Linked DNA regions of Mus musculus: region 2 is linked to region 1. A link is a contact called in ENCODE Hi-C or POLR2A ChIA-PET data. All regions are on one chromosome and are shown on one strand. The core of a region is the stretch at or near the end of the contact, and the rest is flanking DNA. Distances in the headings are between cores, read along the strand shown. Region 1 holds the start of Ccar2 (cell cycle activator and apoptosis regulator 2). Region 2 holds the start of Slc39a14 (solute carrier family 39 (zinc transporter), member 14).

Region 1 (6,022 bases), core at 2,108-4,607:
AGTGGGGCAGGGTGGGGTGGGGTGGAGAAAGCCCTGAGGTGTGGCTCATGGGGACCCTTCCCCCCATTTTCCCTGGAGCTCTCTCGGGGTGGGGCATCCCTTGTCCCTAATTGATGGTTGTGTCATTGCTTTCTGTCTCACTTCGCACCCAGCAGTATGTAGCCACCCCCACAGAGGAGGCAGACAGGTATGGGTGACATGCTCAGCTGGCCACTGGGGAAGCCAGCCAAGTGTGTCTTTCTTGGCTTGTCTGCTGTGTTCCATTTTGTTGGCTCAGTGCAGCCTGACTACCCAGAATGGGAGTTTTGGCTGACTCTGAAGGTCTTCCTACCTTAACGTGTCCCACAGGTTGGTAATATGGAGTCTGCAGCCTGTACCTGCCTTCCAGGTCAGGGCTTGCGCTATCTGGAACACCTGTGCCTTGTGCTGGAGCAGATGGTGAGGCTCCAGCAGCTGTACCTGCAGCTGCAGACCCAGAGACCCTCTAGGGTGAGTGATGTACAGGTGCAGGTGGCCAGGTCAGTTAGGGAGGAAAGTGGGGGGAGGGTGGGACCCCTGGAGCATGAATGCCTTCTGAACAGCCTCAGCTTTCGAGTGAGTCTCTGCTTGTTCCATCTTGCCTGCCTCAGGATCCTGAGGAGGAAGTATTGGCTCCAGCTCTTTCATCATCACATATCCCAGACAATAGGGTCCAGGAGCACAGAGAGGAGCTAAGCCAGACAAAGGACCCAGGTAAGGGGCAACTGTGTCTTCCTCTGCATTCTGCTGCCTATGTGCCTGCCCAGGGTCCCATCAGCAGACCCCTAAACCGTAGCTTAGTGGGGCTGCTTCCTGCTTGTTTCTGGCCCCAGATGATGTAGTTCTCTTTCAGAAGGTGCAGAGGCAGCTTCACTTCCAGAAGTGGGGGTGCTTGTCACCAGCCCCTCTAGGCTGCCAGAGGCCTTGCTGGAACCAACCCACATCCTTCCACCCTCCCAGGAACCCAAGGTAGTGATGGATATATGTGGAGCAGGTAGTAGAATGGTGCAGGGTGGGGGAACATGGGAATGTGTAAGTGCAATGACAGGGAAATGACAGGATTGCTGTTTGGAGCAGGTGATTTGCTTGGGCAGTGAAGTTCCTGGTAGCTTCATTAGGGATGTATAGTATATAGATGTACTATAATAAGATGAGCCCTTATTCTCTGTTCAGCAGGATCTCTCCCACTGGGATAAGGTCAAAGTTCTGCTCAATCGGCTCCGTTGGAGGAGCCCTCGACTTCCTGAGCCTCCTGTTCCCCCTGATGGTTCTGGATCCAGGTGAGTCTTGTGCCTGATTTAGATTTAGGCAGTGGGGAGAGACTGCTGGGCGAGGATGTTGGTAGTGTCCTGTCTTGTAGTTAAGATGCCCCATTTGGCCGGGCTTGGTGGCGCACGCCTTTAATCCCAGCACTCAGGAGGCAGAGGCAGGCAGATTTCTGAGTTCGAGGCCAGCCTGGTCTACAGAGTGAGTTCCAGGGCAGCCAGGGCTACACAGAGAAACCCTGACTTGAAAAAAAACAAAACAAAACAAAACAACCCCCCCAAAAAAAACCCAACTAAACAAAAATATGCCCTATTTGTTGGTGAAGAGACAGAAGATGACATGAGATTGGGAACAGTGGCTTTCCCGAAGCCACTACCAGATTGTGGGCGGCATGTTCATCCTCACGTGTCAAGCCCTCACTCCTTACCACTGAAATTTAGGGGCTGGTAAGGTAGACACACAGGCAAAGTATTTTACTGTAGGTGAAGTCTGTCTGTCATGGTTGGCAGCTTCTCCTCAGGAGGTATGCAAAGCTTCTTGTCTGTTTTCTTTCTCTTCTTGTCTAACTTTCCTTTGCTTTTCTATAGGATGGAGTTTAGAAACCTCTCTGACAGGACTCCGTGCCATTCCCAACGGAAGACCTTTATACCAGCATTGGTGGTTAAGAAGCCACGAGCAAAAAATCTTTCTGTATGACCTCTTGGTGTACCTGGTGACCTTGGGAAGAAGTCCCTCACATTTTGGCTTACTGCTGCTTCTCTGCACTGCCAAGAAAAGCTATTGGTGCTTGCTCCTCTTCAAGGTGAAGGCCAAATCCATCTCTAAGCATCGAAGCAAGGAGCCCTGGATCCCCAAGAGGTTCCTGAGTGCAGTTCCAGCACTCTTCCAGGGCTCTTCCTCCTCATCAGAAATCTCTGGGCTTAGGCAATGTGAATTGACTTATTTATCAGGTGCTCATAGAGCATGTTTAGTATGGGAGTGTGTCAGCATGTTGCAGATGTAAGTTTATGCAATCTTTGTTGGACTTCCGTCTGCCCCATCTGATGGAATCATTCGTCCAAAGGGTTGGTGTTTGGGGTGTCACTGGAAGGATGGCACCGATCTTCATTCCACAATGAACAGTTACTAATGTGGACTTCTAATGTCTTCCTCATACCTGAGACGGCAGCCCTAGGACCAAGAACAACATTGCCTTGGGTACCTTTGTAGTGAGTCACGGCTCTGGAGTACAGCCCCTGAAGGCTGAATGAGGGATGGGGGGAAGGTCAAGAACATTGAGAGGAACAACACATAACTTGCAAGGTCAACTCTAAGATGCTGTGTTCTATCCTGGAGTTTAACCATAGCGAAGTCTCTTAATTTCTGAGCCACAGCTTCCTACTTGGGACCATGATACCCACCTTACCTACCTCATAAGCTTGTTAGGAGGATGAAGTAACATTAAACATTCTCAATGTGTGCTGTGACTGTTAAATGACCTGGGAAGGGTGTGATGCTGGAGGCAAACAGGAGTGGGGAGATGGGAGGCCAGAAGTTAAAGGAAGGTGTGTGTGTGTTCACTGTTAATAGTTGTGAAAATAGCCACATTTCTGGCAAGATTTTGGATAGAGCCACTTCATTAAGATCGTGTACGTTTCATATTTGAGAGTCTGGGTATAGATTTCGGATATGCTTACCCCTTGCTGATGGTGCAGTCAAGAAAAGGACAGGAATAGGGATGGGGGTGGGGTGGGGTGGTCATTGGCTTTAGTCAGAAGACTATCCCCTGGAAATGGACCCCCAGTAGGCACGCTCCTCCTCTAGCCAATGGAGGCCCTGCTTCTTTTGTTGCTGTAGTCTTGGGGGTTAGTAGAGCACAGCAGGGTGTGTAAGTGGTAGTCCCCTTCCTTGTGTTTGTGGGAGTGGGTCCAGTTCCAGTCATTTTGAGACCTGGAACCAATGGTTCGAGCTTACTTTTCTGATGGGACACTTGAGAGAGGACACCACCGAGCTCGGCTTCCGAAGGCATTATCGGATCTGGGAAGGCGCACTTCCGTTCCACAGTTGGAGCGGGATGGCAGGCTGGTGTGGGGGAAGGGAGAGGTCGATGGAGAAGAGGGAGGTACCATATCCGGGAGAGTGGCAGCTTCCGACCAGTGGTCTCTCTTCCGGAGAGGCGTTTCCGGTGGTGGTGGCAGCGGCGGCTGCGGTGGTTCCGGGTGTCTTTGTCCCCCTGGTGTCGTGGCCCTGGCCCGCAGGTGGGTTGGGGGCCTCCTGCTGCGCCCCCGCCTCTCCGTCTCTCTCGGGTGGCGAGGCTGCGGGGTCCGAACGGCGAAGATGCGCCAGTCGCGGAAAGAGCCGAGCCCCTCTGGACTGCAAGCTCCGTCGCCCTGGCAACGGCCTCGGCCCTGGGGGCGGGCGGGAGGAGGAGAAACCTCGCGCCGTGAACCTCCCACGGTGGCTTCTCGGTGGCCCGGCCCGGAAAGCTCTGCGCAGGCGGCTGCGGAGGCCGGAGCCTAGGGTCGGGACCTAGGAGGAGGGAGCGGCGTGCAGGCCGCTTGGCGAGGGCCGGCTGGACAGCTCCCTTCCCACCAGCGGGTCCTAAAGACGCCTGGCGGGCTTCCGGGGAGAGGGCCCGCATCACCAACCCGCTACTCGCACCTTTTATTTTTATTTTTTGCCCCGGCCCTGCGTGGAGTGTTCTGGCGGATGTTTTTGAATGAATGAATGTCACCGGAGCTCTTCCAGCCCCTCACTCCTCCAGCTTCTCTAAGGGGTGCCAGTGACATAGTGAAAGGAGTGCTAAGTTGTTGGGAGACCTGGGTGTGAGTCCCACTCTGTCACTACCTGGTTTTGTGGCCTTGGGCAAGTCTCCGGATCTCAAAGCTCCAGTTTCCTTGTCTGTAAACCAGCATGTCACTAGCACCCACCACTAGGTTATTGTGAGAACAAACTGGAGTAACGTTACTACCAATTTCATCTCCTCTACATCCTCTCCATTCTTCCATTTTAGGACCCACCTCTTCACCTTAAAAGCTTTACTTAAGATTTTCTATCCCCCCTCCCCCTCCCCAATAGATGGAAGTTTTCCATTGGAGCTGCTAACTTCTTTCTGTTTTGATTGAAGGTTTCCCCCCAAGACCTTGAAAGGACAGTATTCCAAATGTCCCAGTTTAAGCGGCAGAGGATCAACCCACTTCCAGGGGGACGCAACTTCTCAGGTGCTTAACTCCTTACTGGTTACACTCAGAACATGCTCGAGACTCAGTTTCAAAAACTATGGCTCTTGGGTGTTTTTCTGAATGTCTGAGTAGCTGATTGGAGCCACCTAGACCTCTGGGTTTATAAGATCCTCTGGCTATCTTCTAGTGCTTCGGGTAGTAGGTGCAATTCCTGGAGATTGCTTCTCTGTCCCCATAGGCGCAGCTTCAACATCTCTTTTGGGCCCTCCCCCTGGTCTACTTACTCCTCCTGTGGCCACAGACCTGTCCCAAAATGCCAGGCACCTTCAGGTATGTTGGGTGCTCTTTCTAGCGAGTTTCCCTTTGGGGCGACCCTAGTATGTTTGGATGCCTGCTGTGTGTTGTTTCTTGTGTTACAATGGTTTTTTGTTTGGTTGGTTGGTTTGGTTTTGTCCTGGTAGTAGGCCAGTGTTGGGGAACGCAGACAACTCTTAGGTTGGGGAATCTTGAATACCTGGCTCCAGAGAGGTCTTGGTGCGGTTTGGATGAAGTCAAGTATTAGCGTCTGTCCTCTTCACAGATAGGCTGTGTGCCCACTGGTTTTCTTCCCATGTGAATTTTCCTGTAATACCACGAGCCGAGTCCCTGTGGCTAGAGATGAGGCCCTAGTGACATAGCATGATTTTGTTCAGGTCACTTCCTGTTGCTTTTGACCTATCCTTCTCTTGCAGAGTGGGGAAAAGCAGCGAGTCTTCACAGGCATTGTTACCAGCTTGCATGACTACTTTGGGGTGGTAGATGAAGAAGTCTTTTTTCAGCTAAGGTAGGCTTGAGGCTAGTCTGTTCTCGGAAAGGTTGTTGCATTTAGTTCTGTCTCTGTGCTGGTGGGCCCCCTCTTTAAAGCCATTGCTTTGCTATCTTACTGCACGGTATGAGAAATTTTGATGGAGAAGGTCTTCCTGGGGGCAGTCAGAATAACTTGTCCAGGGTGCCTCCTGATGGGGCCTCCTGGTTTGTGTGCTGGCAGTGTGGTGAAGGGTCGACTGCCCCAGCTGGGGGAGAAGGTGCTGGTGAAGGCCGCATACAACCCAGGCCAGGCCGTGCCCTGGAATGCTGTCAAGGTGCAGACGCTCTCCAACCAGGTATTTTTCTTAGCATGTCCTCTGCAATGGGGAGGAGAGGAGGAAGTCTTGTGGTCTGACTTTTGGGCACAATCCTTTTTGTTGAGGAGGTGGGATAGATGTCTCTTCATGGTATCAACCTGGGGATCCCCTAAACTTGCCGGCTATTTTCCTCTAGCCCTTACTGAAGTCTCCAGCGCCTCCCCTTCTGCACGTGGCAGCTCTGGGCCAGAAGCAAGGGATCCTGGGAGCTCAGCCCCAGCTGATCTTTCAGCCTCACCGAATTCCCCCCCTTTTCCCTCAGAAGCGTGAGTCCTGGTGGCATGCAGGGTGGGGTAATCTGGAGGGAAGGACTTGTTCCTTTCATATAGATGCTCTTAGAACAGAGGGGGTACTTCTCTACACAGGAAGAGGAGGAGGAAGCTGGACGGGGTTTTAGGGCTTTTGAGTCACCGG
Region 2 (6,022 bases), core at 1,598-4,097, 200 kb before region 1:
ATGAAAGGCATGAGTCACCATGTCCAGCTCTTAGAAACTGAACCCAAAGCCTCAAGCGTGCTAGGTAAATGTTCTATACGCTCAGAACCTATTTTATGGAAAAATTGCTTGCTACATTATTTATACTGGAATTGTGGCACTATATTATTTTATTCTTCCCTTTCTTTTAATTTTACATCTATGAATGAGTTGCCTGCGTGCCTGGAAGTGCACCGTGTGCGCACAATGCCGGTGGAGACCAGGAGGAGGTCAGTACCCCCAGGAACTGGAGTTACAGAGGGTTCAAGTATTTTAAAAAAATAAATATCAAGTATTTTTAATAAATAAATAAATAAATAAATAAATAAATAAATAAATAAGGGTTTCCAAAGTCTGAAAGAGTAGATCAAATGTACTTCAGAACAATCAAGAAGCTTGCTGAGCGGAAGGGAATGGAAAGGGGAGGAGGAGGGAAAGCAAGTGATGGTGGGAAATCCAGGCTCCAGATGTCACTATGTATGGTGACCATCACTGTTGTGTCCTAGCAGGACCTAGTCGGCATGTGTCCTCTCATCAGGATGTGCCTCCTGAAGAAATGCCCGTGGGGGCGGATGCAGAGACTTAGGACCTTTTGATTTTGAGCTATGTTAATGATTAATTGAATTCCTCTTGTGTATAGCTTATCAGCTGGAGATAGCTTATCAACTCTGGGTGCCCCTGTGGACTTTGACAGTTCCACAAACAGGTGACAGTGCCACACAGATGGGTCCTGTGGTGGGGTGGCCCATCACTCCTCTTTCCCACTAGTGCTTTTGTTTGTTTGCTTATGTGCCTTGAGACAAGGTCTCTCCTAACCCAGGTTGGGCTCATACTCACTATGGAGCTGAGCTGGCCCTGAATCCTTGCTTCTCCTATTCACCACCCAAGTGGTAGCATTGGAGAACATGGGCCATCATGCCCAGCTCCCCACTCTGCCCCCTGAGCCGTCCTCAACAACTGCTTAATGCAAGCTTTAGTAGCCCTGACATCCTGTCTGGAATCCGGGGGATGAGGGTTTAAGCTCCCCGTCCTATTCAGAGCTTTGGGATGGCAGATCCTTGTCTCTAGGTGGGCTTCTTATTCTGCTTATTCCTTCTAGGGGGGGCCTGATGGGGAACCGACCTTTCCTGACAGTCCATTCCGCTTTGGAGTCTTAAGTGGGTGACATAATGTCTGAAAAACACTGTAACTTTAACCAAGGCAAATATTCAGCATTATTATAGAGTTGCAGGGGCCCGGGAGGCAATTCTGCAAGAGCTATCATTACCTCAAAATTACTCAGAAAGTAAATGAGAGGACCATCACAGGGTCTCCCTCTTACTCATTGGAGTACTGTAATTACAGAGTAAAGATAATTGAATTTCAGAAAAACAGAGTGGCCAGAAGAGTCTGAGTGGCCTCAGTAGTTTTATATCTTTTAAACTTAAGACCTTGCATACACTAGGCAAAGCATTCACTATTAATTTACAGAAAGGGTCTCAGGTAGTTCAGGCATGGTCTCAAATTCATTAAGGGGCCCAAGGCTGACTTTGAACTTGTGATACTTGTCCCCACTTCTCCAGTGCTGAATTACAGGTGAGCATTACCAGAACCGGTTGCTGGCCTCGAACTCATGGCTTTGGTGCGGTCTAAGCATACACTGAACCAAAAATCCCCCTTTTACCTTTTGAGAAAGGAGCTCACTAAATTGCCCCAGCTGGCCTTGAACTTGAGATCCTTCTGGCTCTAGAGTAGCTGAGATTATAGGTGTGCACCACCAGGATTGGCTATTACCTCACCAACCCCCAGCCCCACACTCTGGTGCTCTAGCCAGCCCGCAAGAGCAAGCTGCCATTGAGCTGAGTTCTTCCTGCCACCTGTTCTAGGGACATGGAGTTCTACTCCTATCACTTCCTTTTTGAGGGAACTTTCCCCAGCACTTAGATGCCATCTCTCTATTGAACAAATCTAGAGATACCACAGCCAGCTGGACACACTCCCTGTGCTAGAACAGAAACCCCCGCCATTCACTGGTTCCAGTGCCACTTGAGGTTCTTCCATGGGGCCCTCCCTGCCCCAGGTGACAGTTGGTTAAGCGATAGAGGAAATAATCCTAATATCCAGCTGAATAGAACAATAAGAGTTTAGTGGGTGGTTTATTTTTCTCAAGAAATTTGCATATACAAGGCTCAGTATCCAACACAATAGGCCCTTCCTACAGCGGAAGAGACTCCCTCCCAGGACAAACAAAACCTAAGGCTTGACCTCGCTCCTTAGGAATCTGATTAACTGTGAGAAAGAGGTGCGAAACTCTGAAAAAAAATGAATATGATCTTTTATTTGGATCGTTACAAGTTATTTTAATTCTTTTGGTTGGCTGGGGTAGGCAAAAAAAAAAAAAAAAAAAGCAGTTTATGAAGCGCTCCATCCTGCTTACAGAATATTTTAGAATTGGAGAAAACAGAAAAGTCTCTTAGATTCATCAACAGTGTTAAAACCACAAATGTCTACCAAGAGAGGGGCACTCTCCCTCAGGAGCGACAGGATGGAAGGTCACGCTGTGAGTTTCCCACAAAAGGGGCTAGGAAGGACAGATGGGAGGTTTCCAGAGAATAGCGGAGCCTGCAGGGCCTCCGTGAGTCAAGGATGGAATTCATCAAGGAAGGGTGGATGAAGCTAGAGAGAGCTAGGATGCGAGCCGGGGATGCACAACGCTGGAGGACCAGGTTGGCCAGGGTAACGACGCTGTTAGCTGGCGGTCCCACGTGGCAGGCCCGGGGGAGCGGGGCGGGGCAGCAGGCGGGGGCGGGCCCAGCGGTGACGCGCAGGGTATATGGCCGGGCATGCGCATGCGGCGGGGGCCGGACGTAGAGAGGGGGCGCGTGGCTGTTGGCGGGGACGCACCCACTCAGTAGCTGTGTCGCCCGCTGCCTTGGGGGGGGGGCCCTGGATAGTGAGGCTGCGTGGGCCCGACTGCCGGCTGGAGGACTTCAGGTGAGGACGGACCGGGCGCAGGCAGGATGGGAAGTCGGGCGCCTCCGGGTTAGGGGGGACACCGGGTGGGGGTTGGAGACACCGGCACGCCGAGGACCCAGAGTCTTTTCGGGAGGCCGCGCACTCCCTGAGCCCAGTCCTGGTAGCACCTGATTGCCGTGCCACGGTGGCGAGGAGAAGGAGGTCACTGCGCTGTCCCTTCAGCTGCAGGGCCCGGGATGTGTGAACCAGAGAAGGACGCCGGGGAGGTCGATAGCTGCTCAGAAAGGCTGAGATGAGCTTTCTAGAGCCCCAGGACACAGAGCGCAGAGGAAGCGGAGTAGATGGGTAGATCAGATGCTCTGCGGTGGCGGCTGCTCGGGGGCTCTGGTGTCTGGATCTTGCATCCCAGGAACCTATGTGTCCTTCTCCCTGCCCCACGCCAGACCACCCTCCGGCTGGAGAGTGATGCCCGATTCTTCTGGTTGGCTTGGGCAGGAGTGGATAACCGCAAGGGTGGCACCGCGCTGAATTCTCCCCTGACTAACGGCAGCGATGCCTCTTGGGCTCACTTAGGTTGGGACTGACCAAATTAGGTGGTCTGGTTACCGGCTGCTCCCTCTTAGAGTTTTAAAGCTATAGCTAAAGTAGCCATCAGACTCACCTTGTGATCCTGAGGTAGATTCTAAGCCGGAAAATTGCCTCTCTGGGTTGTGGGTTCAGCTTTAAGAATCTTCTGTCACCCCGGGGCCTAGATTCTAAGCTGATCTGTAGTCTAAATAGTTACATGGCTTGTGCGTTCAAGAGAACTCTCAGTTTGGTTTGGTGAGGGGTGGAGTGCTTTCCTGTGGCCTAAATGGAAGGATAGAGGCAGGAGCACTTTGGCAGGCCCCTCTTCGTGAAGTAACCTGGCTTTGGAATTGTAGCATTAGCTCTTTTTAGCCCCTGGTCATTGGGATAGATATATTTGCTGGAGGTGCTGATTTTAGGGGACGATAGAAACTGGCTCCGGAGTGACTATCTGGTCACTATTCTGGTTCAGGTTAGTACTGAGACCAGCCTGAATTGTCTATCCAAAAGATGTACAATTCCGTACTCCTTACCTATTAAAACAAATCTTCAACACTGAGGGGTTCCAACGTGCCTCCTTGGCCAAACAGCCAGAAACATGTCCAGAATCACAACTTCTGACAACTAGAATTAAAAGCCATCTAGTCCCCTTTCTATTGGTGACTTAGTTGAGCTCTTTGCTAGTGGTTCAAAGTCAGGAGGCCGTGTATGGGTCCTCTTTGTGTGACTGTTTTATCATTGTGACTAGAGACACTGAACTGACCCAGGATATGGGTTCTTCCAGAAGGACCCTGGCAGAACACTTCTTGCTGCTACACCTGGCATTCTGTGGTTCACCTGGACAGTGCAGAGGCAGAAACAGGGATTAAAGAACCCAGAAGCTGGCTAAGCAACCAACCGACTTGAGAAGTGGCAGAGCCTATGTAACTGGCCTTGCATGTAGACAAGAGGAGAGTTAGAGGCTCCTGGAGATCTATCCCGAGCTCTTTTCCAAACCCAGGGTTGATGCAAAAGGCCCAGGTCCCACGTACAGTGTTTGGTTTGTGCCCCTCAATGGCCACTGTGGTGGGTGCAGGCAGAAGGCTTACTCTGCCTTTCAGGCAGACAGTGGCAAGTGGGGAATTAAGTAGCAACACAAGAGTCTCCTTGCTGGTTGGAGTAGTTTAGAGAAGGGAGCTTGTTTGAGGTAAGGCACAGTGGCAGAGTACTCAGGGCTTTGGAGCTAGATGTCCAAACCCCAGCCCCATCACACTCCAATAGCCAGTCTGTTCTCACTGACTGGTGGAACGTTGTGGTCATGTCTGGAATGTGGCTGACGCCTCAGTAGTGCCACCATTTTTGTGGGTTAGACTGAGAGGTTTTGAGTCCCGGCTGCTCAAGTAGGCTGGATTGTAAGGACGGTGGAAACCTAGACATAAGGTAGATTGTCTCCTCCTTAGCAGGGTATAAAGTGTCCCTTGTCCTCCTGGGAGACTCCTTTTCTGTGGCTGACCAGGGGAAAAGCGCACAGACTCATTGGGCAATCTTAGAGAAGATGGGCGTTTTCCTACGGGAGTTCTACTGGAGGTTCTTCTTTCTTCTGAGACTGCTCCTCCTCAAGGCTTAGTGATGGCCAGGAAGGACCCCATGTCCTCTCCATCCCCCACCCCCACCCCTGTTTGTGTAGGATACACAATCACAGGATGGGTCCTGGTTTCAAAGACTTCTTACCTCCTTCCTCTTTTCTTCCCTGCACCCCACATGTGCTCTTCCCCGACGCCTCACAACCCTACCAGATGTATTCTCTCTATTCCATTTAATGCCAAAAGAAAGTAACACCTGCCATTTGACAGAACCACAGGCTGCCTTGTTGTCTGGAGTGGCTTTTACAATGAAAGATCCTGGACTCAGAGAGGTTAATTGATGTCCTCGAGTCACATTGCTTACTAATGACAGATTTTTTGGGGGGGAATACCAGAGAATTGCCCCCCTCCCCACACCCCTTTGGTGAATTTACTGAGAGTCCTGTCTTTTTCTTGGCACACTGGGAAAGGGGGCCAGTCACTGCTCAGCACCGCTGGAGTAGTTTGGGGAAAGCTCTTTCATTTTCCTGCAGGCTCTGGAGGAAAGAGAGGTTCAGAAAGAGCAGGGAAGGAGAAAAGGTTCATGCTACCCCCACCCCCCCCCTACACACACACCTTGGAGTTTAGGGCCTTCTCTGACTTCCAGGCTGGCGGCTGTCAGAATGCCAGGAGATAAGAAGTCCAGAGTCTGCTAACTCAGGACTGATGCCAGCCAGGGCCTCATGCTTGCCCATCACAAGGACTCCAAACCCCAACTGCCGTGGAGCCTCCAGAGAGGGCCCTTGGTTCATCCAGACCAGCTGGGAAAGCAGAGCCCCCTACTGGACCTCCCAGAAGGCCTGGCAGGTATGGCATTCACCTGTCAGAAAAGCCCCTTGCGCCTAACCATGGCAACCAGAGCTCTGCGTTCCTCAGGCCCT

What was found. Hi-C counts contacts between places; a loop is a spot of excess contacts on that map. ChIA-PET counts read pairs that join two places held with the same protein, here RNA polymerase II (POLR2A).
Region 2: a map of heart shows a loop between it and region 1 (2.7-fold over the local background). The contact joins the promoter of Slc39a14 here to the promoter of Ccar2 in region 1. A Hi-C loop is called at or near these places in 1 of 37 maps with a recorded cell type or tissue (heart). POLR2A ChIA-PET finds 5 or more read pairs at or near these places in 1 of 5 experiments (Patski).

Annotation. Positions count from the first base shown.
Region 1 is chr14:70,151,126-70,157,147 of GRCm38, reverse strand. Ccar2 (cell cycle activator and apoptosis regulator 2) reads left to right here and starts at 3,357. Exons shown (of 21, transcript NM_146055.3): 1 at 3,357-3,521; 2 at 4,391-4,484; 3 at 4,684-4,775; 4 at 5,177-5,268; 5 at 5,473-5,587; 6 at 5,745-5,874. The coding sequence starts at 4,427. 9930012K11Rik (RIKEN cDNA 9930012K11 gene) reads left to right here. Exons shown (of 7, transcript NM_001112735.1): 3 at 349-489; 4 at 630-732; 5 at 872-987; 6 at 1,195-1,298; 7 at 1,872-2,743. The coding sequence ends at 1,980.
Region 2 is chr14:70,348,249-70,354,270 of GRCm38, reverse strand. Slc39a14 (solute carrier family 39 (zinc transporter), member 14) reads left to right here and starts at 2,847. Exons shown (of 10, transcript NM_144808.4): 1 at 2,847-2,991.